Linked DNA regions of Homo sapiens: regions 2, 3, 4, 5 and 6 are each linked to region 1. The links are chromatin contacts, found by Hi-C or POLR2A ChIA-PET in ENCODE. All regions are on one chromosome and are shown on one strand. The core of a region is the stretch at or near the end of the contact, and the rest is flanking DNA. Distances in the headings are between cores, read along the strand shown.

What was found. A loop is a pair of places that touch in the nucleus more often than their neighbours do. ChIA-PET counts read pairs that join two places held with the same protein, here RNA polymerase II (POLR2A). Pooled maps may share reads with other maps.
Region 2: a map of CD8-positive, alpha-beta T cell shows a loop between it and region 1 (3-fold over the local background). The contact joins the promoter of RFX5 here to the promoter of RPRD2 in region 1. A Hi-C loop is called at or near these places in 1 of 168 maps with a recorded cell type or tissue (CD8-positive, alpha-beta T cell), 1 of 37 single-sample maps with no recorded cell type and 7 of 50 pooled maps.
Region 3: a loop to region 1 is called in a pooled map, with 11 times the contacts of the local background. The contact joins the promoter of ZNF687-AS1 here to the promoter of RPRD2 in region 1. A Hi-C loop is called at or near these places in 1 of 37 single-sample maps with no recorded cell type and 9 of 50 pooled maps. POLR2A ChIA-PET finds 5 or more read pairs at or near these places in 7 of 52 experiments (B cell, CD8-positive, alpha-beta T cell, CD8-positive, alpha-beta memory T cell and 4 more).
Region 4: a pooled map shows a loop between it and region 1 (14-fold over the local background). The contact joins the promoter of PIP5K1A here to the promoter of RPRD2 in region 1. A Hi-C loop is called at or near these places in 1 of 37 single-sample maps with no recorded cell type and 9 of 50 pooled maps. POLR2A ChIA-PET finds 5 or more read pairs at or near these places in 5 of 52 experiments (CD4-positive, alpha-beta T cell, H1, MCF 10A and 2 more).
Region 5: a pooled map shows a loop between it and region 1 (5-fold over the local background). The contact joins the promoter of CERS2 here to the promoter of RPRD2 in region 1. A Hi-C loop is called at or near these places in 1 of 168 maps with a recorded cell type or tissue (B cell), 1 of 37 single-sample maps with no recorded cell type and 14 of 50 pooled maps. POLR2A ChIA-PET finds 5 or more read pairs at or near these places in 5 of 52 experiments (CD4-positive, alpha-beta memory T cell, H1, Panc1 and 2 more).
Region 6: a map of B cell shows a loop between it and region 1 (12-fold over the local background). The contact joins the promoter of ARNT here to the promoter of RPRD2 in region 1. A Hi-C loop is called at or near these places in 4 of 168 maps with a recorded cell type or tissue (B cell, CD4-positive, alpha-beta memory T cell, ascending aorta and 1 more), 4 of 37 single-sample maps with no recorded cell type and 19 of 50 pooled maps. POLR2A ChIA-PET finds 5 or more read pairs at or near these places in 3 of 52 experiments (CD4-positive, alpha-beta T cell, MCF 10A and Panc1).

The regions. Positions count from the first base shown.
Region 1 is chr1:150,361,307-150,366,317 of GRCh38, forward strand. It overlaps RPRD2 (regulation of nuclear pre-mRNA domain containing 2), which reads left to right and starts at 2,841. Exons shown (of 11, transcript NM_015203.5): 1 at 2,841-3,613. The coding sequence starts at 3,409. RefSeq lists enhancers at 1,136-2,078, 2,059-2,128, 2,289-2,598, 3,349-3,628, 4,112-4,401.
Region 2 is chr1:151,346,002-151,351,012 of GRCh38, forward strand. It overlaps RFX5 (regulatory factor X5), which reads right to left and starts at 1,251. Exons shown (of 11, transcript NM_001025603.2): 1 at 1,210-1,251; 2 at 488-605; 3 at 204-332. The coding sequence starts at 319. RFX5-AS1 (RFX5 antisense RNA 1) reads left to right here and starts at 1,009. Exons shown (of 2, transcript NR_131972.1): 1 at 1,009-1,187; 2 at 1,631-1,890. RefSeq lists enhancers at 84-173, 513-1,712, 767-1,349, 1,316-1,665.
Region 3 is chr1:151,278,962-151,283,972 of GRCh38, forward strand. ZNF687-AS1 (ZNF687 antisense RNA 1) reads right to left here and starts at 2,968. Exons shown (of 2, transcript NR_135595.1): 1 at 2,582-2,968; 2 at 1,063-1,297. ZNF687 (zinc finger protein 687) reads left to right here and starts at 3,338. Exons shown (of 9, transcript NM_020832.3): 1 at 3,338-3,434. RefSeq lists silencers at 2,218-2,558, 3,240-3,519, 3,800-3,959 and enhancers at 2,301-3,185, 2,680-2,879, 2,910-3,139, 3,186-4,071, 4,380-4,449.
Region 4 is chr1:151,195,428-151,200,438 of GRCh38, forward strand. It overlaps PIP5K1A (phosphatidylinositol-4-phosphate 5-kinase type 1 alpha), which reads left to right and starts at 3,125. Exons shown (of 16, transcript NM_001135638.2): 1 at 3,125-3,654. The coding sequence starts at 3,570. It overlaps LOC124904419 (a long non-coding RNA gene), which reads right to left and starts at 3,098. Exons shown (of 2, transcript XR_007066620.1): 1 at 3,024-3,098; 2 at 2,680-2,913. RefSeq lists enhancers at 3,223-3,422, 3,523-3,602.
Region 5 is chr1:150,971,759-150,976,769 of GRCh38, forward strand. CERS2 (ceramide synthase 2) reads right to left here and starts at 3,077. Exons shown (of 11, transcript NM_022075.5): 1 at 2,861-3,077. RefSeq lists enhancers at 1,295-2,226, 2,184-2,328, a cis regulatory region at 2,256 and silencers at 2,432-2,921, 2,942-3,381.
Region 6 is chr1:150,873,783-150,878,793 of GRCh38, forward strand. It overlaps ARNT (aryl hydrocarbon receptor nuclear translocator), which reads right to left and starts at 2,817. Exons shown (of 22, transcript NM_001668.4): 1 at 2,761-2,817. The coding sequence starts at 2,785. It also overlaps a transcript of LOC107985204 not described here. RefSeq lists enhancers at 381-882, 883-1,382 and silencers at 2,443-2,872, 2,876-3,149.

The DNA of each region.
Region 1 (5,011 bases), core at 1,591-4,090:
GCCTCCCAAAGTGCTGGGATTACAGGTGTGAGCCACCGCACCTGGCCCTGTATTTTTAGTAGAGATGGGGTTTCACCATGTTGGTCAGGCTGGCCAGTTTCTAACTCTTGACCTCGGGCGATCCACCGGCCTCGGCCTCCCAAAGTGCTGGGATTACAGGCATGAGCCACCGCGCCCGGCCTTAGGTTGATGATTTCTTACAAAAGTAAACATATTCTTACCATATGATGTAACAATTGTGCTCCTTCGTGTTTACCCAAGGAGTTGAAAATATATTCACCCCAAAAGCTGTACAGAGATGTTTGTAACAGCTTTATTCATACTTGCAAAAATGTGGAAGCAACCAAGATGTCCTTCAGGTGAATGGATAAATAAAACTGGCACATCTGGACAGTGAAATATTATTCAGCACTAAAATGAAATGAGCTATCAAGCCATGAAAAGACATGGAAGAAACTGAAATGCATTTTTTTTTTTTTTGAGGTGGAATCTCATTCTGTTGCCCAGGCTGGAGTGCAGTGGCCTGATCTTGGCTCACTGCAACCTCCGCCTCCCAGGTTCAAGTGATTCTCCTGCCTCACCCTCCGGAGTAGCTGGGACTACAGGCGTGCGCCACCATGCACGGCTAATTTTTGTATTTTTAGTAGAGACGGGGGTTTCACTATGTTGGCCAGGCTGGTCTCGAACTCCTGACCTCGTGATCCACCCACCTCGGCCTCCCAAAGTGCTGGGATTACAGGCATGAGCCACCGTGCCCCGCCTGAAATGCATATTATTAAGTGAAAAAAGCCAGTCTGAAAAGGCTACATACTGAATGATTTCACCTATATGACATTCGGGAAAAGGCAAAACTATGAAGACAGTAAAAAGATTAGTAGTCGCTAGGGGAATAAGGGGGAGGGAAGGATGAATAGGTGGAACACAGAGGTTTTTAGAGCAGTGATACTGCTCTGTATGATACTGTAATGGTGGATACATGCACATTTGTCCAAACTCAAGGTATAACACCAAGAGCGAACCCTAATGTAAACTATGGGCTTTGGGTGATAATGTGTCAGTGTAGGTTTGTCAGTTGTAACAGATGTATCGTTCTGGTGCGTGACATTGATAATGGGGGAGGGTATTCATGTGTGGGGGCAGGTGGTATATGGAATTCCTTGTGCTTTCCACACAATTGCCGTGAATCTAAAACTGCTCTAAAAATAGTCTATAAAAAAGTGGGTCTTTGGCTAGAGTTACAGAAAAAAAAAAAATGTGGGGTCAGGACCAGGCATGGCGGCTCAAGCTTATAATCCCAGCACTTCGGGAGGCTGAAAGCAGGAGGACTGCTTGAGGCTAGGAGTTTGAGACCAGCCTGGGCAACATAGGGAGACTCCCCCTCTCAAAAAAATGTTGTTGTTGTTGTTTTGTTTTTTTAGCTAGGTGTGGTGGTGCAGGCCTGTAGTCCCAGCTACTTGTGCTGCTGAGGCAGGAGGACCACTTGAGTCTGGGGGATTGAGGCTGCTGTGCGATATGATAGTGCCACTGCACTCTAGCCTTGGCAGGGACAGAGCGAGACTGTATTTTAGAGCCTTTGCACTTGCTGTTCCTAATGCCAGCATGTTCCGCTCCCCGTCTCGCATATCTGCTTGGTTGCTTTTTTCTCAATGTTCAGATCGAGTTATTTCTTTCGAGAAGACTTCCTGGTTCACCATACCACCATTCTTATACTGGCGCGTGCGTGCCGTGCACACGTACACACACGCGCGCACACACACACACCCCTTTCTCCCTTACCCTGCTTCACCTTTTTACAGAATTTAATACTGTCTGAAATGTACTTGTTGGTGGTGTCCTGCCACTAAATCCCGGAGGGAACGGATTTTTGTCTGTTTTGCTCCCCATGATCTAAAACAGTACTTGGCACAAGAGGTTCAACAACTCGTTGAATTAATGAATAGTGGACATGAACTTGACAAAACAGGTTCCCTGCCTCAAGAGGCATGGCCGCAGTGAGGAGACGTTAAAAGAATTAAAACTGTATATGTTTAGTGGGAACACAGGAGCCTTTAAATTAGCTCAGAGGATTTACATAGATACCTGCGATAAAATGGTTCGTATAAGGTTCATATAATAGTTACGTAAGACTCTTGAAAACTGTAATGTATTATGCAATTTTAAGATTGTATCATAGCTGGCGAAAATGAGGTCACATCTTGCCATTCTTTTTTCGCCTCGAAAAATTTTATGAGGAAAATTTCCTTTCACTTCCTCATTTATTTCCTTTTCCTGTAACCTAAATGGTCAAGCGGCTGTGAATGTTATCTTCTATGGGCAGCAATAAATACGGTTTGGTGTCGGAGTCTGCGTAGTGAATGGCTCACTGGATCTGGCGCATGCGCATCTTTTGTGGTGCCGCAAGATGGCTGCCAGCCATTTTGTCGCGCGTTGCTCCTCCGAGGAGTTGGGGGCGATGGCTGCAGCCCCCTGAAGACTAACAGTGGTCTCAGTGGTGGGAATTTTCTGTCTCTGTTGTGTGAGCTGAACACACCCAAGAGAGCGGCCAAAAGCAGCAAAGGGCGGGGCAGGGGAACCCCCCCACCCGGCTAACCTTAGTTATACCAGCTCCCTCACCCATCCCTCCCAGTTTTTCCTTCCATCCCGTTACACGCTTATCTTCTGCGCAGGCGCAAAAATAATCGTAGCGCCTCCTGGGCCCTGGGGGCTTCAGAGCTCCTGCGCGCGCTTGTGGTTCTCCACTCCTGATTGGTCAGGTTGCCCCGCCATCACGCCTCCCTCTGCTTTCAAGGTTGAGAAGGAAGCAGGGGTAGGGGGGTGGGGCCAAGTGGCGCGTGCGCGATACTGTTGCTGCCCCTTTGCTGCTATTGCGTTGCAAAAAAAATCCTGACTAGGTAGCCTTGGACCTTTTCTGTGCTAGCGAGTCTAAAGGAAAGAAAGATTTCTGCAACTGAAGGGGCAGTCGGGTAGTATTACATTTAAGATATTAACGCCCGACCTGGCTCACAGGAGTGTGGGAACAGGGGCGGGGAAGGGCCTTAGCACTGAGAGCCGAAAAGTATAAAACGATTAGTTTCGGCGTCAGGCGTTTTGAAAGGCTTTGCAGGTCCTGTTTTCTGCGTAATTTTTCCGTGATTACTGACTGGTTTAAACACGACCCCTTGAACAATATTGATAAAACCTCCGAGACCCGCAGCCCCTCCTTGCAGCGTGTAGGAGCTGCCAGCGTGCCCAGCAGCTGGTGTTCCCGTCCGTACCTCCAGAAGAGCCCAGCGCGTGCACCATCCCCACCCCCTAGCTTCCCTCCCCACCTACGGCTTTCACGCACTCGCAGTGATTGTTTTGCCCGCTCCCGCCGCCGCCGCCGCCGCCGCCGCCAGAGGAGCAGCAGCGCTTGTGCAAACCGGGAAGATGGCGGCCGGCGGCGGCGGAGGCAGCAGTAAGGCCTCCTCCTCGTCGGCCTCTTCGGCAGGGGCTCTGGAGTCCTCGTTGGATCGAAAATTCCAGTCGGTAACCAACACCATGGAGTCCATTCAAGGCTTGTCGTCTTGGTGTATAGAGAACAAAAAACACCACAGTACTATCGTCTATCATTGGATGAAGTGGCTCCGGAGATGTGAGTGTTGGGGGTGACTAGGGAAGGGAAGACTGGGGAAATGGAAGGAAGTGTGGCCTGAAACGCTTGGGGTTTTCCCACGGAGCCGCAGCATTTGGTTGGGGTTGTTCACATTAAAGGTTTGACCCCAGTGGTCCCAAACCCAGACTCCATTCCTAGCCAGGATTGTCCTGAATTGCAGGAGACTCATTTCTTGGGTTTTTTAGCCATTGAATTGTTGTGACCTTGGGCCGTTGGGCCCAGATCCATGGAGATTTACGTATATTGTTTTTAATATTTCAGAGCCTTGTAAGGTGTATTGATTTTTCCGAACCTTCGCGGAAATTGTAGCGTCTGTTTATTTCTTACAGGCCTTGACGTGTTAATGATTTCTGGCTTTCCTGATGGTAGGCGAGCTGTGGTTTTAAGCAGTAGTAAATCCAGTGATGTTTAATGAGGAGTGCCTTGTCTGGATGAATGTATCTAAAACTTGTGATGTGTAGTAAGGAGAGCCTTACCTGGATGAATGTTAAGAAGCAGCATGAGCTCTACATAGATCTGAGGCACCACCGGGTTTTCCCTGTACCTGTGTTTGCTGCAATAAAATACAGGTTTCTTGGATACTGACCAGAAACAACTGCGATACAGTAGTCAGTATCATCGTTAATACCTTCAAATATAAAGCGTGTCCAGTTCCTCTTTTTTTTTGAGACGGAGTTTTGCTCTTGTCGCCCAGGCTGGAGTGCAGTGGCGCGATCTCGGCTCACTGCAACCTCCACCTCCCGGGTTCAAGCGATTCTCCTGTCTCAGCCTCGCGAGTAGTCGGGATTACAGGCGCCCGCCACCATGTCCGGCTAATTATTTGTATTTTTAGTAGAGACGGGGTTTCATCATTGTGGCCTGGCTGGTCTCGAACTCCCGACCTCAGGTGATCCACCTGCCTCGGCCTCCCAAAGTGCAGGGATTACAGACGTGAGCCCCCCGTGCCCGGCCCCGTTACTTTTTAATTACCTGAAATACCTTTTTACACAATTGAGTTGATCTCATGGGTAATGTGCACAGGAAATGTGCTTTTTGAATATGTAGTACCTTTTTCTCCAGTTATGTTTTTTTTGTCTTTATCCTGGAGATTTTTCCATTTTGCTGCTTTACTGCAGAAACGAGCTCTGTTAAAGCATGGATTGTTTGCAGAACGTTTCAAATCTTATAGGAGGAAGTGTGGAGAAGTTACTGTTTCCTGCTGAGAAGAGAGGGTTAACTCATACTCCATATACATCTATTAGAATTTTTCTTTGCTTCCTGCCTGCGGCATTTCACCAGTGAGACCCATCATCCAGTTATTCTGCCTTATTCCACTTCTGCCATTGCTCCTGTAGTGTTTTGATTTGTTTACCTTTTAGAGAACAGATAGATAAAACT
Region 2 (5,011 bases), core at 1-2,500, 980 kb after region 1:
TTTCCCTGTCTCTTTATCTGACTGCTAGGGAGGGAAAAGGACTGAAATGCCCAGCAGGTGCTCAAGAATTGCTACCATGGCCAAAAATCTCCCTCTGCTCCCATGCCCTTGCTGAGAGGCAGTTCATCTACAGCCAAAGTGAAGTGCTGCAGGGATCTATACTCAGGTCTTGGACAGGACTTGGAGATGTGATGAGTACTTACGAAATGGTACCTCGGAGCCTCTGAAGAAGGGTGGTAGGTTCCCCAGCCTCAGCACCACCTGGGGGGGCCCTTCCCCCAGTCTTGGGGCTCTTAGCATCAGGCTCATCTTCTGCCATCCCGGCATGAGGGCTAGAATTGAGAGGGACAGGCATAAAGATGTAACTCACACTGGCCTTCCCTTCCCCAGAAGGCCCCAGGGCACTCCTCATCTCTTTACCCAGAAAGGCAGAGAAACAGAAACAAAGCCTCCGAATTTCCCCGGTGGTCTTTTTCTCACCACTTGCCTTCTCCGAAAATTAGAAATTATTCCATTACTTCGCCAGGCCCATATATGCCCAAAGAGATCTTTGCCATCTCCATTCTATCTGCCCCACCTTTCTGAAGTCTCCTAAATCTGGAAAACTGTAAAGGAAGAGATAGGGGGATTGGGAATCCATGTTAGCAAGAAATTTTCATTTCTGCCTCTGACCCCATACTGCCCTCCTCCCCCTCAAAAACAACAATAACAGCCACAAAACAAAGTTCTCTAATTCTCAAAAATACTCCTCACCATTGCATATGCCTGGGAGGTCAGAAAGGATACGAACATATTCTGCCCTTCTAGGCTTGGAAAAAAAACTGGGCCCAAGTTCTCATTACTTAATCTCGCCACGACTTCCCCCGCTGCTCCCCCTCCCCACGTCGCCGGCCCCTACGTCATCTCCCACAACAGCCCATCCTGAGGCGCGCCCCCACCTCCTTCCCTTCCCCCTCCATTCAATCCCCGGTTTCTGCAAAGTGGAGCGGGGGTGGGGCGGGGTAGCGGAACTCATGCGCTGGGCGTCAGAAACCCGGCAGGGGAATGGGGTCCCAGATTCCGGGCACGTGCACATGGGTGAAGAAGCTGTTGAAAATACAGCTACAATCTTTTTCTGCTCTCCTCCCAACTCATCTTGCCCCTCCCTACCTCTGAACAGTCGCCTTCCAACACAAGCAACAATAAAGGTAAGGGAGAAAGAGAAACTACCTCGTAGCCACCTTCACTCCAGCCCAGCCCCAAGGTCCTGGCCCAGCCGGCTCGTGCGTTGCTTTATTTTCCTTTTTCTGAATGGTTGTAACAGCCGCGATCTGCCTAGATACACGGGCGGCCTGCTCTGTCATTGGTCACTGCTGCCACCCGGAGACAGAAGGCGCCGGGCTCGTACCGGCGGCCGCTGAAGTCTGCCTGGTAACAGAATCTGATTGGTCAATAGGGGAGGGAAAATCCAAAGTTGGTCTTATTTGAGTCAAGAGGGGGAAGTCCGGGTTGGGTTTCGGTTAAAACTGGGGTCGGTTGGGACTGCAGGTCCCAAGAGGTTCTTCTCTTAAAGGGACCGCAGGATGAAAGAACGGGCGCTCGGCTCCCTTTGGAACTGTCTTTTCTTTTGCCCTCCCCTTTTGTGTTTCAGTTTAGTCTACGGTCCTCAGAGCTGCCGGAAGAGAAGAATCAATGGATGATAAAATAACTAGACAATGATGGGTAGGAGTGATGGAAGTTCACTGTAAGCTCCTATAACCCCCCATCACCATCACCACATGCCTAATACAACCTGCAGACACACTTACTCGCAACAGACCTGCAATCTGGGCTCTCTTTTCCTTCTTGATGGAGGCCTCAAAACCTCAGCAGTTGTACCCATTAAACTAAAATGCTTTTTCCCTCTTAGTATTTCTTGGTTTCCCGTGTGTACTTTACTTCCAAAGAGTTGCAAATGCATTTGCATCCCCATAGTTCTGCAGTCGGTGAACCCTGGAATTTTGATGGACTCCCACGGGGGTGCTGGATGCCACAGGAACTTTTTACACTCAGGGAACATTGTACTGAATAGGTCATGGGTTCTTAACCCTCTTACTTAAGACATTTTAAGGTTATGAATCAGACAAAAGCAATGGACCCTCTACCATGAAAAATGCACACAGAGACCAAGTTTTGCATCTAATTTCAGAGAGGTCATGGACTCCAGGTTGAAAGCCTCTTACATGGATGTATTTTGTTTTGCGCAGCGGTCATGTTACAACCAAAACTGTATTTGCCATCCTGACATCTAATATGTTCTCCAGGCTCATCATTAATGTGCTTTTGTAAAGAAGACAGTAGTGCTGCCTGAGCTCATCACCATTGCCCTTTACAGCCTACCTTTCCCTATTATCAGCTTCTATGAGTGCTGGGGGAACCCAGGAGATTGTGGAGTTGGGGCAATAAGGATATATTGGCAAGAGGTTTTCTTTTTTCTTTCTTTCTTTCTTTTTTTTTTTTCTTTGAGACGGAGTCTCGCTCTGTTGCCCAGGCTGGAGTGCAATGGCACGATCTTGGCTCACTGCAACCTCCGCCTCCTGGGTTCAAGCGATTCTCCTGCCTCACCCTCCCGAGTAACTGGGTTTACAGACGTGCATCACCACGCCCAGATAATTTTTGTGTTTTTAGTAGAGACGGAGTTTCACCATGTTGGTCAGGCTGGTCTCAAACTCCTGACTTCAGGTGATCCACCTGCCTTGGCCTCCCAAAGTGCTGGGATTACAGGTGTGAGCCACTGCACCTGGCCAGGTTTTCTAATAACAGCTAAAATTTATTTGGTGTTTATTAGGCCAGGCGCGGTGGCTCACGCCTGTAATCCCAAAACTTTGGGAGGCTGAGGTGGGCGGATCACCTAAGGTTGGGAGTTCGAGACCAGCTTGACCAACATGAAGAAACCCCGTCTCTACTAAAAATACAAGATTAGCCGGGCGTGGTGGCGCATGCCTGTAATCCCAGCTACTCGGGAGGCTGAGGCAGGAGAATCACTTGAACTGGGGAGGCGGAGGATTGTGCCATTACACTACAGCCTGGCAACAAGAGCGAAACTCCGTCTCAAACAAAAACAAACAAAAATTTATTTGGTGTTTATTAGGTATCAGACACCATACCAAATGCTAAACACCTCGTGTAATGCTCACAGCAACTCTCTGAAGTAGGTACTGTTACTGTCTCCATTTTACAGATGAGGAAACCAATGTGGAGAGGTGAAGGGACTTGTCCTTAGTCATATATGTAGAAAGTGCTAGAATCAGGATCCAAAGGCAGGCAGTCTGCCTCAAAGCTGATTGTTTTGAGCACTGCCTTAGACTGCATGTATACATATTTGCAGATACTCATAAATAAATATGGGTATAACGGGCTGGACATGATGGCTCATGCCTATAATCTCAATACTTTGGGAGGCAAAGGCAAGAGGATTGCTTGGGGCCAGGAGTTTGAGACCAGCCTGGGCAACAAAGTGAGACTCTGTCTCTCTCTAAACACACACACACACACACACACACACACACACACACACACACACACACACCACACACAGCCAGGTGTGGTGGTACATGCCTGTGGTTCCAGCAACTTGGGAGGCTGAAGCAGGAGGATCACTATTACCCATGAGTTCGAGGCTGCAGTGAGCTATGATTGCACCACTCTGTCGTGCAGCCTGGGTGACAGAGTAAGACCCTGTCTCAAAACAAACAAACAAACAAAAAACAAAAAAAAAGCCGGCTGGTGTGGTGGCTCATGCCTATAATCCCAGCACTTTGGGAGGCTGAGGTGGGCAGATCACCTGAGGTCAGTTTGAGACCAGCCTGACCAACATGGAGAAACCCCGTCTCTACTAAAAACAAAAAACAAAAAACAAAACAAAAAACAAAACAAAATTAGCCAGTCGTGGTGGTGCATGCCTGTAATCCCAGCTACTTGGCAGGCTGAGGCAGGAGAATTGCTTGAACCTGGGAGGCGGAGGTTGGGTGAGCCGAGATCATGCCATTGCACTCCAGCCTGGGCAACAAGAGCGAAACTCCATCTCTAAATAAATAAATAAATAAATAGCAAGCCAAATATGGATATAGACTGATGGAAAGATAGCCCTAACACCACTGTTTGGTATGAAGGAGAACCTAGAGCACTTTGGTTGCAAACAGAGTTTTGGGTAAGTTATCTAGCTTAAAAATTTGCAGATAACAGGGAAAAACTGGAAGCTTTAGTAAGGGGGGAGAAAGTATCATAGTACATAGTACCTAGTAAAAGAGATGATTTTGACAGCACTATAGAAGGTAGAGTTGAGTGAAAGAAAAGGCTAGAGATAGGAAAGAGGAAACTATTAATTTATGCCAGGCATTGTGTTAAGAGCTAGGGATACAAAGCTGAATAAGGTATGGTCCTTGCCTTGGGCAGTAACAATAAAAATTGTCCGGATAAGCATCATATAACAGCAAGTATTTATACAGAGCCTAATATGTGTTGGGGCCCGTTCTTTTTTTTTTCGAGACGGATTCTTGCTCTGTCACCCAGGCTGGAGAGCAGTGGCGCAATCTCGGCTCACTGCAAGCTCTGCCTCCCAGGTTCAAGTGATTCTCCTGCCTCAGCCTCACAAGTAGCTGGGACTACAGGCGCCTGCCACCACACCGGGCTAATTTTTTTGTATTTTTAATAGAAACGGGGTTTCACCATGTTAGCCAGGATGGTCTCTATCTCCTGACCTCGTGATCCGCCCGCCTCAGCCTCCCAAAGTGCTGGGATTACAGGCGTGAGCTACCGCGTGCGGCCTCAGATAGATACTATGATTATCCCCATTTTACAGGTGAGGAGACAGGCATTGAAAGGTTAATAATTTGCCCAAGATTACATCATAATTTAGTAAGCTATGGAGCCAGGATCTGCACCTAGGCTCTTTGCGTTGCAGCTTTTTTTTTTTTTCCTTTTTAGACAGAGTCTCACTCTGTCATCCAGGCTGTAGTGCAGTGGCTCCACTGCACTTGGCTCACTGCAACCT
Region 3 (5,011 bases), core at 1,718-4,217, 920 kb after region 1:
CAAAGTTCAGGGATTACATGTGTGAGCCACCATGCTCACAGGGTTCACTCTTTGTGTTGTACATTCCATGGCTGTTGACACATGTATCCACTATTACAGTATCACATAGAATAGTTTCAGTGTTGTAAGAGTCCCCTGTGCTCCATTTATTTATTCATCTCTCTCCCTCCACCTGAACCCTCAGCAACCAACCACTGATCTTTTTACTCTCTATAGTTTTGCCTTTTCTAGAATGTCACATAGCTGGAATCATACAGCATGCAACCTTTTCAGATTGGCTTCTTTCACTTAGTCATATGCATCGAAGATTCCTCTGTCTTTGCATGGCTTGATAACTCTATTTTATTCCTTGGCAGCTACCATTTCTAATATTTATTGTTTGTCTTCTCTTTAGGAATGTGTGTTTCATGACAGGGCTTCTTGTCTGCTTTGTTCATTGCTACATCTCCAGTACCTGAAATAGTACCTCCTTCCATGGTTGTGGTAAGGACTACGTGAGTTATTAATAATATGTTTATTAATAAAATAAATAAAGTTTTTCTGTGTGTGTGTGTTTTTTTTTTTTTTTTTTTTGAGACAGAGTCTCGCTCTGTCTCCCAGGTTGGAGTGCAGTGGTGCGATCCCGGCTCACTGTAGTTTTGACTTCCTGGACTCAAGCGATCCTTCCATCCCAGCCTCCCCAGTAGCTGGGATCACAGGTGCCTGCCAACACCCCTGGCTAATTTTTTTTTCCAAATATTCTGTAGAGGCAGAGTCCTGCTGTGTTGCACAGGCTAGTCTCGAACTCCAGGGCTCAAGTGAGCTACCCACCTAGACTTCTCAAAGTGCTGGGATTACAGGCGTGAGCCCCCCAAAATATTATGTGTATATGAGTAGTAATTGTTATTCCGCATAGGGAGACCAGAAGAGGAGGTGGAAATGGAATGCCGGTTGGTTACATCGGGTTAGGGACCTTTAATTAGTTGCTCAGAGAAGGAACAGCACCTGAGCAAATGCACAGGATGCAAGGCTCCGGGAGAAAGGGCACACTAATCCCAACTGCCAATTACTTTACAAAGCGTGTTTACATTCTAAACTCATTTAATTCTCACAAAAATAATATTGTCAGGTGGGTATTATAATCCCCGTTTTACTCATGAGAAAACAGGATCTGGGAGGTTGAGCGACTTGCCCATTGCGACCATAGGGCAAGTGGTGGCTCCAGGATTCCCATCCAGAAGTTCTGATTCATACTTCAAAGGAGCTCGGAAACTCTCCGGGTGCGCCGGGGAGTCCTGGTTCCGGTGTCCTGGGACTCCTGGGCAGGGTAACGAAACCACTTTTAAAAACTTTGCCGGGCCCGGTGGGTCACATCTGTAATCCCAGCACTTTGGGAGGCCAAGGCGGATGGATGATTTGAGGTCAGGAGTTCGAGACCAGCCTGGCCAATGCGGTGAAACCCCGTCTCTACTAAAAATACAAAAATGGCCGGCCGCGGTGGCTCATGCCTGTAATCCCAGCACTTTGGGAGGCCGAGGCGGGCGGATCACGAGGTCAGGAGATCAAGACTATCCTGGCTAACACGGTGAAACCCCGTCTCTACTAAAAACACAAAAAATTAGCCGGGCATTGTGGAGAGCGCCTGCAGTCCCAGCTACTCGGGAGGCTGAGGCAGGAGAATGGCGTGAACCCGGGAGGCGGAGCTTGCAGTGAGCCGAGATCGCGCCACTGCACTCCAGCCTGGGCGACACAGCGAGACTCCGTCTCAAAAAAAAAAAAAAAAGAAAAAAACAAAAATTAGCCGGGCGGGTAGTGTCGCACACCTGTAATCCCAGCTGGTCGGAAGGCTGAGGCAGGAGAATTGCTTGAGCCTGGGAGACGGAGGTTGCCGTGAGCCGAGATCCCGCCACTGCACTCCAGTCTGGACGACAGAATGAGGCCCCGTTTCAAAAAATAAAAAATAAAAAACTTCGCCAAGGTAGGGAGTAGTGGCTCACGTCTGTAGGATTGCTTGAGACCAGCCTGGGCAACATGGCAAAACCCTGTCTCTTCAAAAAATAAAAAAGTTAGCAGGGCGATTTGGCGCTCACTTGTAGTCCCAGCTACTCAGGAGGCTGAGGCGGGAGGATCACTGGAGCCTGGGAGGTTGAGGCTGCAGTCAGCCGTGATCGCGCCACTGTGCTCCCGCCTGGGCAGCAGAGTGAGGCTCTGCCTCAAAAAAATTAATTAAAAAATAAAAACACGCCGTTAACGAGCGGCTGCGTGCGCGAGGTGGCACACTGGGCTTGCATACGAATTCTGCCAGTGAGTGCTATTAGAGCATCAAGGAGATTCATTTTCCGAGCGACTCCTCCCTTTCCCCCGCCTCCAGGGGGCGTGGCAACAAAGCGCGGGAAAACTCGACCTTGACCCCACCCCCACTCCATGCTGGGGGCGGGGAAAAGGGGAGCCCTTAAATGGGAAATGGAGCTGGCGGTTCCCCCCCCAGCCCATACTTAGGACGCCTATCAGTTGCTCCTTTAATGCCTCTTTGGAAATGGCCCGGCCACGCCAGCACTCCTACGTCACCTCCCCCGCTTCCGGTCCGCGAGCCCTTCCCAACCTTTAGGTCCCGATTCCTTCCATGCTCCAAATCCCGTGCCCCGTCCACGCCCTCCCGCAGAGGGAGGAGCGACGGGTTACGCTGTCGCCCAGGAGCTGAACCGCGCGAGGACCCCATCCATCAGATTATATGGCGATTTAGACGGTGGGAAGACCGCAAGGAAATGGTCAGCGGATGACGTAATGTTTGGGGTGGCGTCCCATTCTGTAACTTCTGTACGGCATCAGTGACACGGGTTTAGCTTGAAACAGCGCAAAAGGACCTACACTTCTGTGCTCCACTCCGACTCAATGCGGTTCTGCTCTCAGTGCCCACCACACAGAAGCTGGGTTCCTTACATTCGCGAAAGTGAACTGCAGCTTCAAGCTTCGAGCGGCCAGTAGGGAGCGAGGGGCGGAGACGCACCTGGGTGCTCCCCCTTCCAGTAGGCAAGCTGGGAAGCAGGCTGGCTTCTTTCTAAGCGACAGTGGCGGAGGCCAATCGTTTACGAGACTCGTAGATGGGGCAGACGGACCCCGGCGCAGCCAATGGGGAGAGGTATCTTCAGAGGGCCTCGGCCCCTTGCCCAATGAGCATAAGAGGACTGTGCGGGGCTAGTTCCGAGCGGCAGTATTTAGGGCCAACCCAGTGCGGGGCTGGAAGGGGCACAGGGCTGAGCGACGGGGGCAAGGGCCAATGGCGAGTGCGAAAACGGGCAGCCCAGACCTGGAGCGCGGAGGGAGGAGAGGGAGTGGGGAGGCCGAACCGGAGAGAAGCAGGAAGTAGCGGCGGCCGCGGGGAGGGCGGCGGTGGCTGCAGCGGCTGGAGCGGGGTAGAGACCGCCGGGTCTCGGCCCGCACCAGGAGCGGAACAAGTAAGCGTGCCTGGGGTAAATACCCGCCCTTGGCTCCGCCCCCTTGGGGGGGGCGGGTAAATACCCCCGCCCCTCCCCCACTTGGTCAACTACCCCCTTCTCCGCGCCGCCCCCTGGGGCGGCTTCTAGGAAGGCCCAGACACCGCCTCCATCCATTGGGGCGGATGGGCGAAACTCCTGGCCTGTTGTAAGCACAGTCCGTAGCCGGGTAAACCCCCAGGAGGGTCGAGAACCCCAGGTCCTGGCGCCCCCGGCTCGAGAGGCACCCGAAGTGCGGCCCGGAGATTGAAGGCTGCGGGATGTCGCGACCTAAAATGGTGTCCGTTCCCGGGGATGGGGGCGGGGGACCTGGGCCAGGCCGGAGCAGAACCTGCACCCCGACTGGGTGCGGGTCAGCGTCCGGGCCCGGGCAAGACTCAGGCTTGCGCCCCCGGCCCCCTGCGCACCCCCCGATCAGTCTCCAGTCTCTAGCGAGCCTCCGGGAGTGCGCGGCGGGAGGAGGCTCCGCTGCGCCCGGAGGGGAGGGGACGAGGTCCGAGTTGGGACGGACCCCAGCTAGAGAGCTGAGAGTCGCGCAGAGACCGTCCCCTCTCTCCTCCCCTCTTTCCAGCTCCCCACCCTATCCTGTGTAGTCCTGGGTCCCCAGGTGCTGCGCAGCAGCTCCCAAAGGGCCTGGCCTGGCTGAGGCCCGGCCTTCGCTTCGCACGCCGGTGCGAGTGAGAGAAGGGCCGCGCGCCTCAGTTTCCCTTGTAGTTTCTCATGTGTACACCCCGCCCCCTCCTCGAAACCCAGGACTTGCTCCCCGCGCCAGCCCTCGGCAGATGGCAGGGACTTAATTCCGTCTGCTACCCAGCTTGGCCTCAACCTAATCGCCGCCAGCCCCTCGCCCTCCTCTGCGCTGCAGGCCTTGGGCCCGGGCAAAGGTCAGTGGAGCCCCCACTCGACCTGGGCCTGTTCAGCCTCTTCCTGTTCAGCCTCTTTGGCTTTTGGGGAACCACAGAGGGAAAGGGGGCGGGGGAGATAGGAGCCCTAGAGACAGGGCTCAGCAGTCGCAGGAAGGCCTGATCCTCCTTGGCTTGAGCTTGGCGGCTTGCTTGGTCGACTGTCTGCTCTGGGTGGGTGGCCATCGGATGACCTCTAAGTCACTGGGGCACCCAAGAGGGAGGTGGCTGGCGGGGTGTGGGGGCGGGTGAGTTCGCAGGTGTTTTCTCCTAGTCCCCGCTGGTCTTCGTTGTAGCAGTCCACTTTTCTGAGTACCTGAGTGGAAGGTAGCTCAGGCCTCTGGTCAGGAGGGAACCAGGCTTAGGAGCCAGGCCTATAGAGACAAGGGTTTTTGTTTAAACCCAGATTCTGCAGAATTGAATAGGGTGGGGGTGAGGGGAGGACTCCCCCTTTGGTTTTGCCCCCACCCCAACCTTGGTCCCAGCAATCCCAGCTGCCACTTGCTGGGACTGTCTCTAGTTACAGTCTGAAGACTGGAGAGAGGTGGGAGAGCTGGCTGGGAAATGGCCTGCAACCTGGGCAGGGAATGGATAGGGATAGACTCTTTAGTTGCTTCTTCGTAGATACAGAAACAC
Region 4 (5,011 bases), core at 1,875-4,374, 830 kb after region 1:
CGTCACCACAGTTCTACTATGCCAGGAATGTTACCGGGGAGGAGTGGTTCCATGACTCAGAGGACACCCCAGGTACTGAGTGGGAGTGGGGGCGCCCCAGGGACTGAGTGGGAGTTGGTGAAATTAAAAATAAAAATAGTACTTGATGAAAATAAAAATTAAAAATATAAAAAATTAGCTGGGCGTGGTGGTGCATGCCTGTAGTCCCAGCTACTCGGGAGGCTGAGGCAGGAGAATCGCTTGAACCCGGGAGGTGGAGGTTGCAGTAAGCCAAGCGCCACTGCACTCCAGCCTGGGTGACAGAGCCAGACTCTGTCTCAAAAATAAAATAAAATGGAATTCACAGATTAGCTCACAGGGAGAAGATTCCTCTGTTTGACTGCGTTGGTCATTCTGGGATTTATTAGTCTGTTTCCAATTTTAAAATCAGAAACAGCTTTACATCAACACCAGCCGATTTTTTTTTTTTTTTTTTTTTTTTTTTTGAGACGGAGTCTCGCTCTGTCGCCCAGGCTGCAGTGCAGTGGCACGATCTCGGCTCAGTGCAAGCTCCGCCTCCCAGGTTCATGCCATTCTCCTGCCTCAGCCTCCCGAGTAGCTGGGGCTACTACAGGCGCCGGCCAACTCACCCGGCTAATTTTTTGTATTTTTAGTAAAGACGGGGTTTCACTGTGTTAGCCAGGATGGTCTCGATCTCCTGACCTCGTGATCCGCCCGCCTCGGCCTCCCAAAGTGCTGGGATTACAGGCGTGAGCCACCGCGTCCGGCTACACTATCCGATTTCTAAAGTAACTCAGGAAATGGTAGCAATCCTATGCCTTTTCGGAAAACAAGGATAATTTATTCAACAAATATTTATTTATTGAATACCTATGAGCCAAATCCTGTGCTCAGTGTGCCCCTCACTAGTTCCTGTCCTGTTTAGTTGAGTGGAGGGTATAGGTACAGGGAATTATAAAATACTTCAACACAACAAAATTCCACTGCTGTGGAATTACAAACAAGATTTTGTCTACTTTCGGTGCCCAAAGGAAGACGAATAATCCAGCAGGTGGCAGCAGGGAAACAATTATCTTAGATCTTCATAAGGGAGGAGTAGAAGGCTGCAGTAAATGCATGGGGATTTTTTTTTTTTTTTTTTTTTGAGTTGGAGTTTCGCTCTTGTTGCCCAGGCTGGAGTGCAAAGGCGCCATCTCGGCTCACCGAAACGTCTGCCTCCCAGGTTCAATCAATTCTCCTGCCTCAGCCTCCGGCGTAGCGAGTAGCTGGGATTACAGGAATGCTCCACTACGCCTGGGTAATTTTGTATTTTTAGTAGAGACGGCGTTTCTCCATGTTGGTCAGGCTGGTCTTGAACTCCCGACCTCAGGTGATCCGCCCGCCTCGGCCTCCCAAAGTGCTGGGCTTACAGGCGTGAGCCACTGCGCCCGGCCTTTTTTTTTTTTTTTTTGAGACTGAGTTTCGCTCTCGTTGCCCAGGCTGGAGTGCAATGGCGCGATCTTGGCTCACTGCAACCTCTGCCTCCTGGGTTCAAGCGATTCTCCTGCCTCAGCCTCCCGAGTAGCAGGGATTACAGGCACCCGCCACCACGCCCAGCTAATTTTTTGTATTTTTAGTAGAGACGCGGTTTCACTATGTTGGCCAGGCTTGTCTCGTACTCCTGAGCTCAGATGATCCACCTACCTCGGCCTCCCAAAGTGCTGGAATTTCAGGCGTGAGCCACGGCGCCCGGCCTGCATGGGGATATTCTATGGATGTTCGGGTCCTAGGTTACTTTATGAGGACCCACAAGACATCTGGAAAGAGGATAACCAGGTCATTCTGGGGGTTACAAAACCTGTTTTTTTTGTTTGTTTGTTTTGTTTTGTTTTGAGACAGTTTCGCTCTGTCGTCCAGGCTAGAGTGCAGTGGCGCGATCTCCGCTCACTGCAAGCTCCGCCTCCCAGGTTCATGCCATTCTCCTGCCCCAGGCTCCCGAGTAGCCTGGGACTACAGGCGCCCGCCACCACGCCCGGCTAATTTTTTGTATTTTTAGTAGAGACGGGGTTTCACCGTGTTAGCCAGGATGGTCTCGATCTCCTGGCCTCGTGATCCACCCGCCTCGGCCTCCCAGAGTGCTGGGATTACAGGCGTGAGCCACCGCGCCCGGCCACAAAACCTGTTTTAATGGAGTTATTTCATGGGCCATGAGTTTGAGAGGATCTATCTGACCGACTCTTACCCCGAATGTTTTACCATTCCTCTTTATTTATTCATTCCACAGATAATTATGGAGCCCCTACTATGTACGAAGTCACTGGAGGAGCTGGAGATACAAGAGTGAACCAAACACAGTCCTTGCTCCCCAGAAGTTTTACAGTCTGCTCAGAGAGACTGGTCTTCCCACCAGGGTTCATAGCCTACGGGGTACTTTGTTAAAAACGAGCAGTTACTACGAAGACTACAATGGGAGAAATTTTTCTGTGTATCTCCATGCCCTTTGGAGCACAGATAATTGACAGTTGGAGGCTAAAGGGGTTGGGTCGCGGGAAGGTTGTGATAAGTCCCTGATAGCCTCCCGTGCCCTTTTTTGACAGGTCTTCACTGATTCATGCATCAAATATTTACTGAACTCCGTCACTGTGCAGTGCCTAACTTTGTGCTTGAGGCAAACAAAACACAGATCTATTTCGAATGCCATTCCGAGGAAGGTAAGACATGCACGCACGTTTAATCAAATAGTAAACAAGAGTAGTAAAACAGGAAAAAGACTAAGAAGAGTTCTTGGTGGTATTAAATGTTTTGTGATATTCGACACCTTAACGTCTCTGACTTGACACCAGTACTCCCGCAGAGAGTTCTTTCCTGGGTTAGGAATTTCAGAGGACTTGGCGGACCGACTCTTGTCCCGAGTTCAGATCACTCGACCCAGTCCTAGCAAAGAACTGAACCTAAGAGGACCTGCCGAGCCACCGTAGGGACTGTCGGCCAACCCGCGCGCGCACATCTTCCACCCGTGGACTCGTCAGGGCGTGAGGACCCACCTCACGTGACCATTAGCAGCCTCCCGATTGGTTTTGCTCCTTTTTTCTCCCCAATGAGTGGGCTGATGCCCCGAGAAGGTCGGGCGCATGCGCAGTGCTCGGATTTTTTGCTTGGCTACCCGGAGTGAAGCGGCCGGGTTGGGCGATTAACAGGCCGTGGTTAGGAAGGACGGAGAAGGGGCGTTCGCTCCTTTGGGACTTTTCATGCCTCGTTTTTTTTTCAGATGTGGCTTGGTCTGGGCGCAAGGTCCCAGCAGCCAGCTTAAGCTTACTCTTCTGTGAAAGGGGAAAGTATCCCCTGTGGAAAGCGGTTAAACTTGTGGAGGGGGTGCGGGACGTGAGTTCTTCCCCATGCCAGGCGAATGGTGTGGCCTTGAGCTGGTCCAGGAGCCGGCTCGACGTGTCTGAGGGAGGCCCCGGAGGGGGCGGGGAGGTGGCCCACAGAACGCGGGTTCTGTAAAGAGACGTTGGGAAGATTCGATTCCGAGAAGAGGAAGAACCGGATTGAAAGAGAGCCAGGCCGCTGAGGGGGAGGGGGCTGCTAAGATGGCGTCGGCCTCCTCCGGGCCGTCGTCTTCGGTCGGTTTTTCATCCTTTGATCCCGCGGTCCCTTCCTGTACCTTGTCCTCAGGTAAGCCCGGCAGGGCGTGGGTAGGGAGCTGGTGAGGAATATGCGATGGGAGGAAGAGCGAGACCTAAGAGGGTACCTGTAGCTGGGAATGTCCTACGTGTTACCGGTAAGTGGGCGCGAGCTGGGCTTTCAAATAGGGATTTATGAGCGGGCAGGAGTTTGAGGAAAGGATAAGTTTGATTAAGAAGTTGTCGAAAACTTTGGTTGTCTTTGAGGAGGACGGATGGAGATTGAAGGTGGGGGTAGGGTGGCCCGGCGCGGTGGCTCACGCCTGTAATCTCAGCACTTTGGGAGGCCTTGGCGGGCGGATCATTTGAGGTCAGAAGTTCGAGACGAGCCTGGCCAACATAGAGAAATCTCGTCCCTACTAAAAATACAAAAATTATCCGGACAGTAGTGGCGTGCATCTGTAATCCCAGCTACTTGGGAGGCTGAGGCAGGATAATCCCTTGAGCCTGGGAGGCAGAGCTTGCGGTGAGCCGAGATTGGGCCACTGCTCTCCAGTCTGGGCGAGAGAGTGAGACCCTGTCTCAAAAAAAAAAAAAAAGAAGTTGCGGTAGGAAACAAGAGAAACGGAAGGGAGTAGAGAAACTAAGAAAGTAAATGGAGGCCTAAGAAGTAGAGAGAACTACTTAGTGTGAGAGGCAGGTGGAATCTAAGTTGATTGTGGGCTAATTGGATGAAAATGTTGAAGAGAAGCCATGGGACTTAAAAGATATCGAAAAGTTATTGGACGCTTTCGATTTCTGGAGAGGTAGGGAATCGTGAATTTTGTTGGGTGGGCGGGAGTTGTTGAAGCCATCTTTTCCCTCAGATACTCCCCCCTAATGTGTCACCCCTTCTCACTTCGCACCCCCACCCTTAGGGCCGCACAGGCACACAGACACACATACATACTTTCTCAGACTAATTCCTTTGGTGATTCCCAACTCTAAACTGCCCAACTTTGGGAAGGAATGGAAATTTTGAAGAGAGTCTAAGGAATGTAGGAAATTAAGGTCAAAGACCTTAAAAACAGATGGGAAAGATGGAATGGAGTCTTGAATTGCAGTAGAGACTGCGAGAAGTGATGTTTTGGAAATTAGGCCTGAGAAGAAGAAAGATGGGTGGGGGGGTGACTGTAAGTGTTGTGGGGGAGTATTGCATAATAGAAAAATGGACTGGAAGAATGCTTACGCTGTATCAGGAGATTGGAATTTGGAGAATGGAGCCAGGTTAATGTAGAGAGCTCAGCGTATTAATAGTTAAAAACGAATGAAGATTGAGGGAGGGCTGAGGAGGCTCACAAGAAAAGCAGTAGATTGTGTGTAGGGGAGAAAGTGTGTGTATGTGTGTCGGGTGGGGGGGCGGGAGGTGA
Region 5 (5,011 bases), core at 1,827-4,326, 610 kb after region 1:
GCGGAACACTTTGATGTGTGCACATGGCCCCCTCTTCCCACTTTTTTGCTCAGCCTGATTGGAAGCGAGAAATCAGCCTGACCCAGTCACCTGACTGCTGTCTCTTGGAGCCCAACTTCTCCAGGGAAATGTAAAGCCAAAGGTACCATGTTGCCCTGGCAGTCCTAGACTTCAGATCCCATCCCCAACCAGGTCTGTGAAAACTGGCAGGGATGTTTCTCTAGTCAGGCGGCAGGCTGGAGTCGCAGAGGGAGGGTGGAGCCCCTGCTGGACTCCTGGGGCCCAGGAATGTCTCATGCCTGCAAAACAGGGGGTGGGGGGCAGGCAAAGTAGGCACTAGAGCATGGTCAAGGACAGACACCTGGGCAGTGCAACTTCCTCATCCCCAAGATGAGATAGCGCCTGTCCTCTTCCACTCCAAGCAGGGAGAGTGGAAGACTTGGGAAATGCAGATTAATGGGGGCTTTTACACTGAGGTTGCAGGCTTCCCATGACCACAGCCCTCCCTGGTGGTCCTGCACCTCCATTAGCAGAGAGGCACTACCCCCATCTCCCCAGCAGGGAGGCCCCAGATTCAGCAGGGTCAGGACCTCTGACTCAACATGAAGAGAGGGGAGGACAGCTGGGGCCTGGCCGGCCTCACTTACACATCCCCACAGAACCAAAGAGTTGGGTCCCTGTGGCAGTACTGGGGAGGCCTCTTAGCACCAGCACACAGATCCAAGCAAGACCCCATAAACAAGAGGCTGGGGCAAGAAAAGCTGAAGTGTACACACGGTAAGGAGACAACCCTGTTTTTCCAGGCCCCCTGGGCCTTCAGGGCAGTTACTTGACTTCTTATGGAGAAAATCACATCTAGAAACACTTTTCCACCCAGACTTCACTCCCCCATACACATGAAGAGACATGGTATCTGTCTACGCTCTCTCTCACACACACCTGCCTTGGAGGCACAGATGCCACTTTCTGAGGCACAGGCTGGAGAGGGGCCAGAAGAGCAGGGATTTAACTGGCATTAGATTAGCAGGAACTTGAGCAGGACTCTGTCCAGCCCCAACCTTTGCCCCAACTCTGACTGACACCCCCACAAGACCCCTCTAGGTGGATGAAAGGAGCAGAGGATCCCCATGGGAGTTTGTAGATCCAAACGGCTGAGAAGGCAGAAGTTTCGGCCTGAGAGGAAGGAATTCTCTCAGACTCCAGGTGGTCAGTCTGACTGGCTCTCATAGTTTGGAAGAATAACTGAGGAAAATAGAAAGGAGTTGTTGACAAGGGAGGAGTGACAAAGGTCCCACCGGCTCCCTGCTTCCACTGAAGAAGTCCTGAATAGTCTTCCTTGTTGAAAACTTTCAGGCAACAGAAGCAGGTCATGTACTAGAAGTCTACAAGCCATGGATGGAGCCAATGAGAGGTGTGTTATCCCTCCAGGCTGCAGGATGGGCCTCAAAATAAGCCAGATTGTAAAAAAGAGGTGGGTGAGAGGCAGTCAGAACAGTAGTCCTCAGCCTCATCTGGCCTACAGCTTGTCTGCAAAGTCCCACCAAAGGCCTCCACGGACCAAAACACTGCATGAGACTATGGCCCCAGGGGCAGGGAGACGCCGGTGGGTTTGAGAGACAGCTGGGGCGGTGTTGAAGGACACAGTGAGGGATCAGCCAGCCTATGGCCAGTGACAGGGGTAAAAGGAGGCCCTTCCTCCCAGGGGAAAATCTGGCCAGAGGCCCCAGTGAGGGAAGTGGGGGACCAGGGGAGAAAAGGATCCCTCTCTGGAACAGACTGTGCAGATCACGGTATGGTCAGCGCCAGGTCCTCAGGGACAGGACTGCAGGCAAGTCCTTACCCTTAGGAGCCCCTTTACATGTGCAGCCACTCACACCCCGGTGCGGTCATCCCGACTCCGGTATGCGGCAGCAACCGCCACCCACCCCTGCCCCAGCACAGATATGGGGGTGACTGCCTGCTGGAGGCCTGCTCGGACTCACTTCTCCAGGAACAGGGGCTCACTGCATTCGCCACGATCCTCAGAACCCCCTGAACCTGGGCCTGGCAACTCAGGTGACTGAAACCAGGTTTTGATGCCAGGAGCTAGGCTTAGGGAGGGAGAGACTCCAACTGCAGGCTAAAGATGAGTGCTCTACACCTGCAGTCAACCCACTTGCCACGGGCCTCTAGTGATTAACAAGCTACGGCCCAGAAAGCCAGTTCCACCAGGAGCTCCCTTGCCAGCCATCCACACCTCATAACGGTATGCCTTAGCCCTACCGGGCCGGGGCAGGCGCTCCGGGCCGCTCCTTCCTGTTTCCCGTTAAGCACATGGAAGCTCTGACCTCGCCTGCGAGGTGGGCACGGTGGGCCGGTAGGAAGAAAACGGGGCAGGGCCCTCCCCTCTCCTCCCACCCAAGCCACAGGACGCGTCCAGGCCAGGGCAACCCCGCGGGCCGCTGCCAGGGTGGAGGCTCTCGCGCCAATGGTCACCAAGCTCCTCCACTCCCCAACAAAGGGAAGCCCACGGCTCGGCCCCGTCGCCCGCAGCCCCCGCGTCCCCACCTTCCGCCCTACCTGTTGCCCGGGAAAGCTTCTCCGGCTCAGGGCGGCGCTGCCGCGGACACCGCGGCGCCAGGCCCGCCGGCCCCGGCCGCTCCCTTGAGGCGCTGCGCCCGCCTTACCCGGCGGCCGCCGCCATGAGCGCCCGCAGCGCCCCCCGCCAGCGCCGCCTCCCTCCTCGCCCCGGCCCCGCGGCCTTCCCAGCCCGACCCCTCCGCGGCCCCGCGACAAAGCGGCACCCGGGGCTCCCAACTTTTCCGCAGCCCCTTCCCACCCCCGCGCGGGGCTCGGGCGCCGGGCGGGGGCCCCGACTCACCCGGCGGCAGCGTTGGCGGGGCCGGGGCCGCTGCTCCGTGTACTCCGTCTGCTCGGGTGGTTGCTCCGAGGCCCCGAGGCCTGGCTCCCCGCGCCTCTCCTCCCTCTTCCGCCCGCCCGCCGGCCCGCGCCCGCCCTCGCCCTCCCTCCTCCGCCAGCCGCCGGCGCCGCCGCCGCCGCCCGCCGAGCCCAGTCGAGCTGAGCCCGAGCCCAGCCGGGAAAAAAAGGCCGCGAGCAGCCCAAGGGCCGGGAGGCTGGGCGTGACGGGAGGGGAGGGCGGGGCGGGCCTCTGCGCTGCGGCTGCCCCTTCGCCCCGGCGCGGGAGGCCAGACCCCAACCCTCCGCTCCCGGCCCCACAGCCGCGTCCACGCCCGTCACCTTGCGCTAGAGAAACCGCCGACCTGGGGAGGCGGGTGCGGGCTCCTTCCGCCACTTCGGTCTCTTTTCGGGGTGGGAGGTCTCCCACTGGGACCGACACAGACGCACTGGATGCCGCGGGGTCCCGGGCTCCGAGCGGCGGTGTCCCTGTCCCCTTACTCCTACCCACCCCCACCCACCCCCAACTGCTGTGCGGCCCCCGGTCCCCGCCAGGGTGGGCACATTCCCACTTCCAGCCCCACGGGGCGCGGGCGGAGGAGGGTGCAGCCCGGGGATCCTGCCCAAGTGCCTCGCGCCGAAGCTGAAAACCTCTCCAGGGCAGACCGAAGCAGCCGACCCTCGAGACCCAGTCGGAGCCTGCGATCACTCGGGCGACCCTCGCCTACCCCGCCGTAAAAGCCGCGGCCTTTCCACCTAGGTGCTACGGGACCTACCCCCGTGGCAAGGAAGAGCAAACCCGAACTTGCGCACACCCGGCGGCCCTGTCTGAAAGAGCCACCCCAACTTTTGTTTTGTAAAATGTATGAGTTTTCAAATGACACCACGTTTATCCGTATTCGATTTCGTGTTAAAAAGTGTTTTCCGGCCGGGCGCGGTGGCTCACGCCTGTAATCCCAGCACTTTGGGAGGCCGAGGCGGGCAGATCACCTGAGGTCAGGCGTTCGAGACCACCCTGGCCAACATGGTTAAACCCTGTCTCTACTAAAAATACAAAAATTAGCCGGGCACGGTGGCTCGCGCTTGTAATCCCAGCTACTCGGGAGGCTGAGCCACGAGAATCGCTTGAACCCTGGAGGTGGAGTTTGCAGTGAGCCGAGATCTCGCCACTGCACTCCAGCCTGGGCGACAGAGTGAGACTCCGTCTCAGGAAAAAAAAAAAAAAAGTGTTCTCCCCTTGGCCTGGCGCCGTGGCTTATGCCTGTAATCTCAGCACTTTGGGTGGCCGAGGTGGGCAGATCACTTGAGGTCAGAGTTCAAGACCAGCCTGGTCAACATAGCGAGACCCCCAACTCCTTTATAAATTTAAAAAAAAAAAGTTTTCCCCTTGAGTCGTGTGGTAAAATTACTGTTTCAGAAGTAATTACTGTTGGAAGATGCAACATGGTTTTCCTAGAAAGCTGGTCTTAACTCCTAACGTGAACGAGTGGTGACTAAGATGTATTTGAGGGCTCCTATACAGGGAGAGCTGCAGCTTACTCCATGGAGAGGTACTTTTGTCAAATTTCTCACCTAGATGAAGTATTGCCTTTTTTATGCTGTTGCAATCAGAGCCTCTGACAGTAGCTTGTTTCCCCGTTTATCTGGTCAAGTACTCGTAGGAAGGAGTGCAACCCCCACTAATCCAGTTGGAGGGCCCATCCCTCATCTCAGGCCCTTTCTGGAGGGTAAGGAGGTAGAGGCTGTCCGACCCAACTGTTTGTTCTGCCTCTCTTTTCAGGGGGACCCGCAGCCCTGACACACCATGGGAAAGATGAGAGTGGTGGCCCCTAACCAGCTCCCAGGGTTTCTCTAGGCTTTTCTAAGCCCCAGGCCTGCCTGATCTCCCAGTTTCCAGCAACCCCTCCAGCTGTGTTTTTCTCCTCCCTCCCTTATTAGCATATCTTCCATTGTATCTTTCTTTCCTTTCTTTTTTTTTTTTTTCCTTTGGAGAGGAGGTCTCACTCTGTCACTGCAGCCTCGACCTTCCAGGCTCAAGCTATCCTCCACCTCAGCCTCCCAAGTAGCAGGGACCACAGGCGACGCCACCATGCCCGGCTAATTTTTGTATTTTTGA
Region 6 (5,011 bases), core at 1,567-4,066, 510 kb after region 1:
GGTGGTGTGTGTCTGTAGACCCAGATACTCAGGAGGCTGAGGTGGGAAGATCACTTGAGCTCAGGAGTTCAAGGCTACAGTGAGCTGTGATTACACCATTGCACTACAGTCTGGGAGACAGAGCAAGAACCTGTCTGAAAAATAAAAATAAGTATTATTTTTAAAAAGGATTAACTGAAGTGAAGGTTAAAGAGTGAAATATTTTTTAAAATCTTGACAAAACTAACAAGAATTGTAAAAAAAAAAAAAAAAAAAAAAAAATTAGTACTCCAGCAAAAATACAAAGTAGAAAAAACTCAAAGAAATAGGCATGGTGTCCCTAGTCCTTAAAATGGCTCTAAGGAAAGAAGGTATGACAGTGTAGCAAAGAATTCTGACCTGAAAACATTTACTTTCACTAAGCACAGTACATTTCCACCTATGTCCCTCCATTCATTAATCTCATTTCCCAAAAAGCAACAGGCTACTGAAAAAATCCACAATGTATCTCTGATCTCTTCCTCATGATATACAAGAGCAAAGGGAGAAAAGAAAAAAGAAAATATATCTTCTGATTTGATTGAACTGAACATGGGATCAATAAGTCAGAAGAGATGGAATAATTTTTCAACATCAAAAAAGAAATCTGGTCAAAGTGTCTCACATCTGTATTCCCAACTTGGAGAGACTGAGGCAAGGCTTGCTTGAGACCAGGAGATCAAGATCAGCATGGGCAACATAGCAAGGCATCTGTCTCTACAAAAAAATTTAAAAATTAACCGCGCATGGTGGCAAGGCACCTGTAGTCCCAGCTATTCGGGAGGCTGATCGTGAGAGGATCACTTGAGCCCCTGAGGTGGAGGCTGCCGTGAGCAGTGATCTTGCCACTGCACTCCAGACTGGGCGACAGAGCAAGGAGCAAGACCCTGTAGCAAAAGAAAAAGAGGGGAGAGGGGACAGGAGAGAGGGGAGAGGAGAAAGGAAAACAAAGAAAAAGAAAAAGGAAATCTAAAAATTGCAGAAGCAAGCAGCCAAAGCATAGTAAACAAAGCTGTTTCATTAACAAGGATTCTGCACACACACATACACACTAACATATGCTATTTTCTGCTAAGATTTAAGCTGATATTGATCAGCTTATGAAAATATGGTCAAGAGGCTGTCATTCTGGTTGCTGTTGTTCAAAAAACAAAACAAAATAAAGCAACCCCACCCACACAGCTGGAAAAAAGCTTCTGACATATGAACTAAAACTTGTTTACCCAGGCCACTTCTTAATAAGAGAAATGCTTTGCAATTTAACTAGGGTTATATAAGTATTTTGCAATGTGTGATCAGTTAAAAATCTTGTTTATTTATTCCATAGTTCACAGATAGGTTATATTACTACAAGGTCAGGTTTGACATAACGGCATTTTTCCTGTTTTATAGTTTTATTCTATCACTCAGCACTTCCTGCAATGTAATTTTTGCGATTAATTTTACCTCCCTTTCCTTCAAAAAAAATTTAAAAGATTAAAAAAAAATGACGTGACAAATTAACCATTTCTTAAAATAGCTATTCCCAGAAACACGGTAGAAAAGAAATTTCAGTGATTCAACTGTCCTATCAAAATCTGGATATTGCAAAATCATACTGCCTTTCAGTAACATGAAAAAAAATCTAATTTAAATTTCAACGTGGGGATGGGGGTAATCACTCCTACTGTTTTATTTTCAAGAAATTCTCCGCCCCACGCAACACACACACATATCTCAAGGCCCTTTTTAAGGCTATCAAATATATTGGTTTTTGGAAAAGGATAGACTTTATTTGGCAAGAATAACCAAGGTCTCCAAGATAAACTAGACCCCTAAAATGAAATGCCTTCTAAAGAGGAATAACTGTAACATAGAGGAAAGAGGGCTGGGACTAGTAATTTGAAGATCTGATCTCTCTAGAACTGCACTACACCCTACTCCATCTCTTAGACAAAACAGACCAAACCTTTTTGATATTTGATTATTTTTTGAAATTGAGAAATGGTGTGGAATCAAACTTTTCTGAAAGAGTTTGGAAATTGCCTCGACGTAGGCCTAACAAGATTTAAACCTGGGGCTGTGGAACTAAAGACCTGTCCGGAACCATAACCATTACACAAACCCCTGCCCTCAGCAGGCAAAGACCTACAGGCCCTCTTAACACAAGATCTAAGTTTCAAAGTATAGTCCGGGGACGGAGACGGGGACGGGGGTTGCGGGTGGGAGGTAACAGCCTAAAGAAACGTCGTATATATCAAAGAATGTCCATTTTTTATTTTTTAAATTAAAATCTAAACCTTTAAATGTTTGGAAGCAACGCCTCAACTAAAGAGCAGTGTGGTCCAGGGTTTATGAATCCAAACTACTCTTAAAGTAAACCGAGACACTCTGCCTACAGTTTTCGGCATCAAGCGGCTCCAGCGGGCAGAGGGTTAAAAGAGGACCACATCACAGACCAGACGCCGACCGAGGAGTGAGGGCGGGCCAGCCCCGCACTGGCTGCCGCTCCAACGGAGGTCAGGACAGGGAGCCCCCCTCAACTCCCACCTGCCCCCTCGCTCCCTTGGGTATACTCGAGTCTACCCAAGTCCCCGGGATCGGGCCCCTCCCCAGGTCACCGCTCCCCCACCGTCTCTCGCGGCCCCCGCCCCGCCCCGGCGCCTTCAGCTCCAGCTGCGTCCCCTCAGCCCTGGGTCTCCTTAGTTGTCAGCCCCTTCGGCCCCTCCCCTTTAGAGGCGCCCCAGTCCTCCGTCTCCTCACCGGGGTTGGCAGTAGTCGCCGCCATGGCCGCAGATGCCACCGCCGCCGCGCCACCCCCCCCCCCAGTGGGAGGAGCCGCCGCCACCGAACCGGGAGGGAGGGGAAAAGAAAGGCCACTCCCCAGAAGCGGCGCCTGACCGCCGCCTCCGCTACCGCGGAATCCAAGATGGCGGCTTCAGCAGCCCCCAGCATCCCAGCCCCTGCGGCGGGGAGACCCCGCCTATATAGTAGGCGGAGTCAACACACGGCCAGCCTCCTAAGAAAAATTGACCAATGAAAATGCCAAATCGTCCAAGGGCAGGGCTACTCACTGCGCCAGCCAGTCCAGTGAAGGGAGGGCGAGGAAGAAGTCCAGCTGTCTCCCTAATCTCGCCCTCCTTGCGTAAGAGGTCAATGACCGAGTAACGTCATTGAAATGCAATTAAAATGGGTATTTTAGGCTGGGCGCGGTGGCTCGCGTCTGTAATCCCAGCACTTTGGGAGGCCGAGGCGGCCGGATCACCTGTGGCCAGGGGTTCGAAACCAGCCTGGCCAACATGGCGAAACCCCGTCTCTACTAAAAATACAAAATTAGCCGGGCGTGGTGGCGCATGCCTGTAATCCCAGCTTCTTGGGAGGCTGAGGCAGGAGAATCGCTTGAACCTGGGAGGCAGAGGTTGCAGTGAGCCGAGATAGCGCCACTGCACGCCAGTCTGGGCAACAAGAGCGAAACTCCGTCTCAAAAAAAAAAAAAAGGATATTTTACTAAAAACCTTCGCTTGGTGGTGGATTCGTCTGAGTGGTTGCCGTGCAGACAATGTATCTTGTAAATCCTCTTTAGGTGCTAAAGAGCACCTAAACATCACATGGTGATTTGTAATCCTTTCCAGTTTTTTTCCTCTTTTAAGGACTTTTGTCCCTGGTGAAAAAGTTAAATGACTAACTTTTGAATGCCTGCTATGGAACCGGTAGTCTAAAAGGATCCAGGTGTTAACGGTTTGGTATGGGAGATATTGCCAGCCAAAATTGGAGGCAATAGATGAAGAAAGTAATTTGAGAATGGGTAACTTCTTTGGTCAGTGACAGGGACAGAGTGAGGAGTTTTGTTTGTCTGTTTTTGAGACAGAGTCTCTCTCTGTCGCCCAGGCTGGAGTGCAGTGGCGCAATCTCGGCTCACTGCAACCTCCACCTCCCCGGTTCAAGCAATTCCCCTGCCTCAGTCTCCTGAGTAGCTGGGATTACAGGCGCACGCCACACGCCTGGCTAATGTTTTTTGTATTTTTAGTAGAGATGGAGTTTCACGACGTTGGCCAGGCTGGTCTCGAACTCCTGACATCAGGCAATCTGCCCGCCTCGGTCTCACAAACTGTTGGGATTACAGGCGTGAGCCACCACACCTGGCCAGTGAGGAGTTTTTAATAGGGAATCAATAAGATGATGGCTGTGCAGATTTATTTTCTTTTTTCTTTATTTTTTTCTGAGACGGAGTCTTGCTCCATCACCCAGGCTGGAGTGCAGTGGTGCGATCTTGGCTCACTGCAACCTCTCCCTCCCGGGTTCAAGCAGTTATCCTGCCTCAGCCTCCTGAGTAGCTGGGATTACAGGCGCGCACCACCACGCCCGGCTAATTTTTGTTTCCTGGTAATAGGAAGCATTGAGCTATTCGAGGTAGGCACTGTCCAAAATGCTTTATATGTATTTACTCATTTAATCCTCACAACAACGATGAGGTAGGTTCTACTGCTATTTCCATTTTGCAATTAAGGAAACAGAAACAAAGAGGGTAAGCAAGGGACATCCAGCAGGTAAGTAATGTGGGAGGCAAACTAAAGGAGTCTGACACTGGAAACCTGTTCCACCCATCCCCCTATTTTAGCACTACAATTTTAGCACTACAAAGTACTTCCATTTTCATGTATCGCTCACAAAATGTTTAATACAAATTTAATTAAAATTTTAACAAAAATCCCATTATGCTATTGAACAGCTTTGCATTCTTAGAAGTTGTATATGTACTGCGCAGATTACATTGATCCACTTATTTAGTTTACTGCAAAGGTATTTTAACATAATTTACATATTATTGTTTACATCTGTTAAAATTTCATTTTTCTTTCATTTTGTTGTTATATTTATAAGTCACCAAAAAGAAAAAAATCATCCACCCAAAAGAAATACATTGGCTGGGCTGGGCGGGGTGGCTGTAATCCCAGCACTTTGGGAGGCCAAGGAGGGCGGATCACAAAGTCAGGTGTTCGAGACCAGCCTGGCC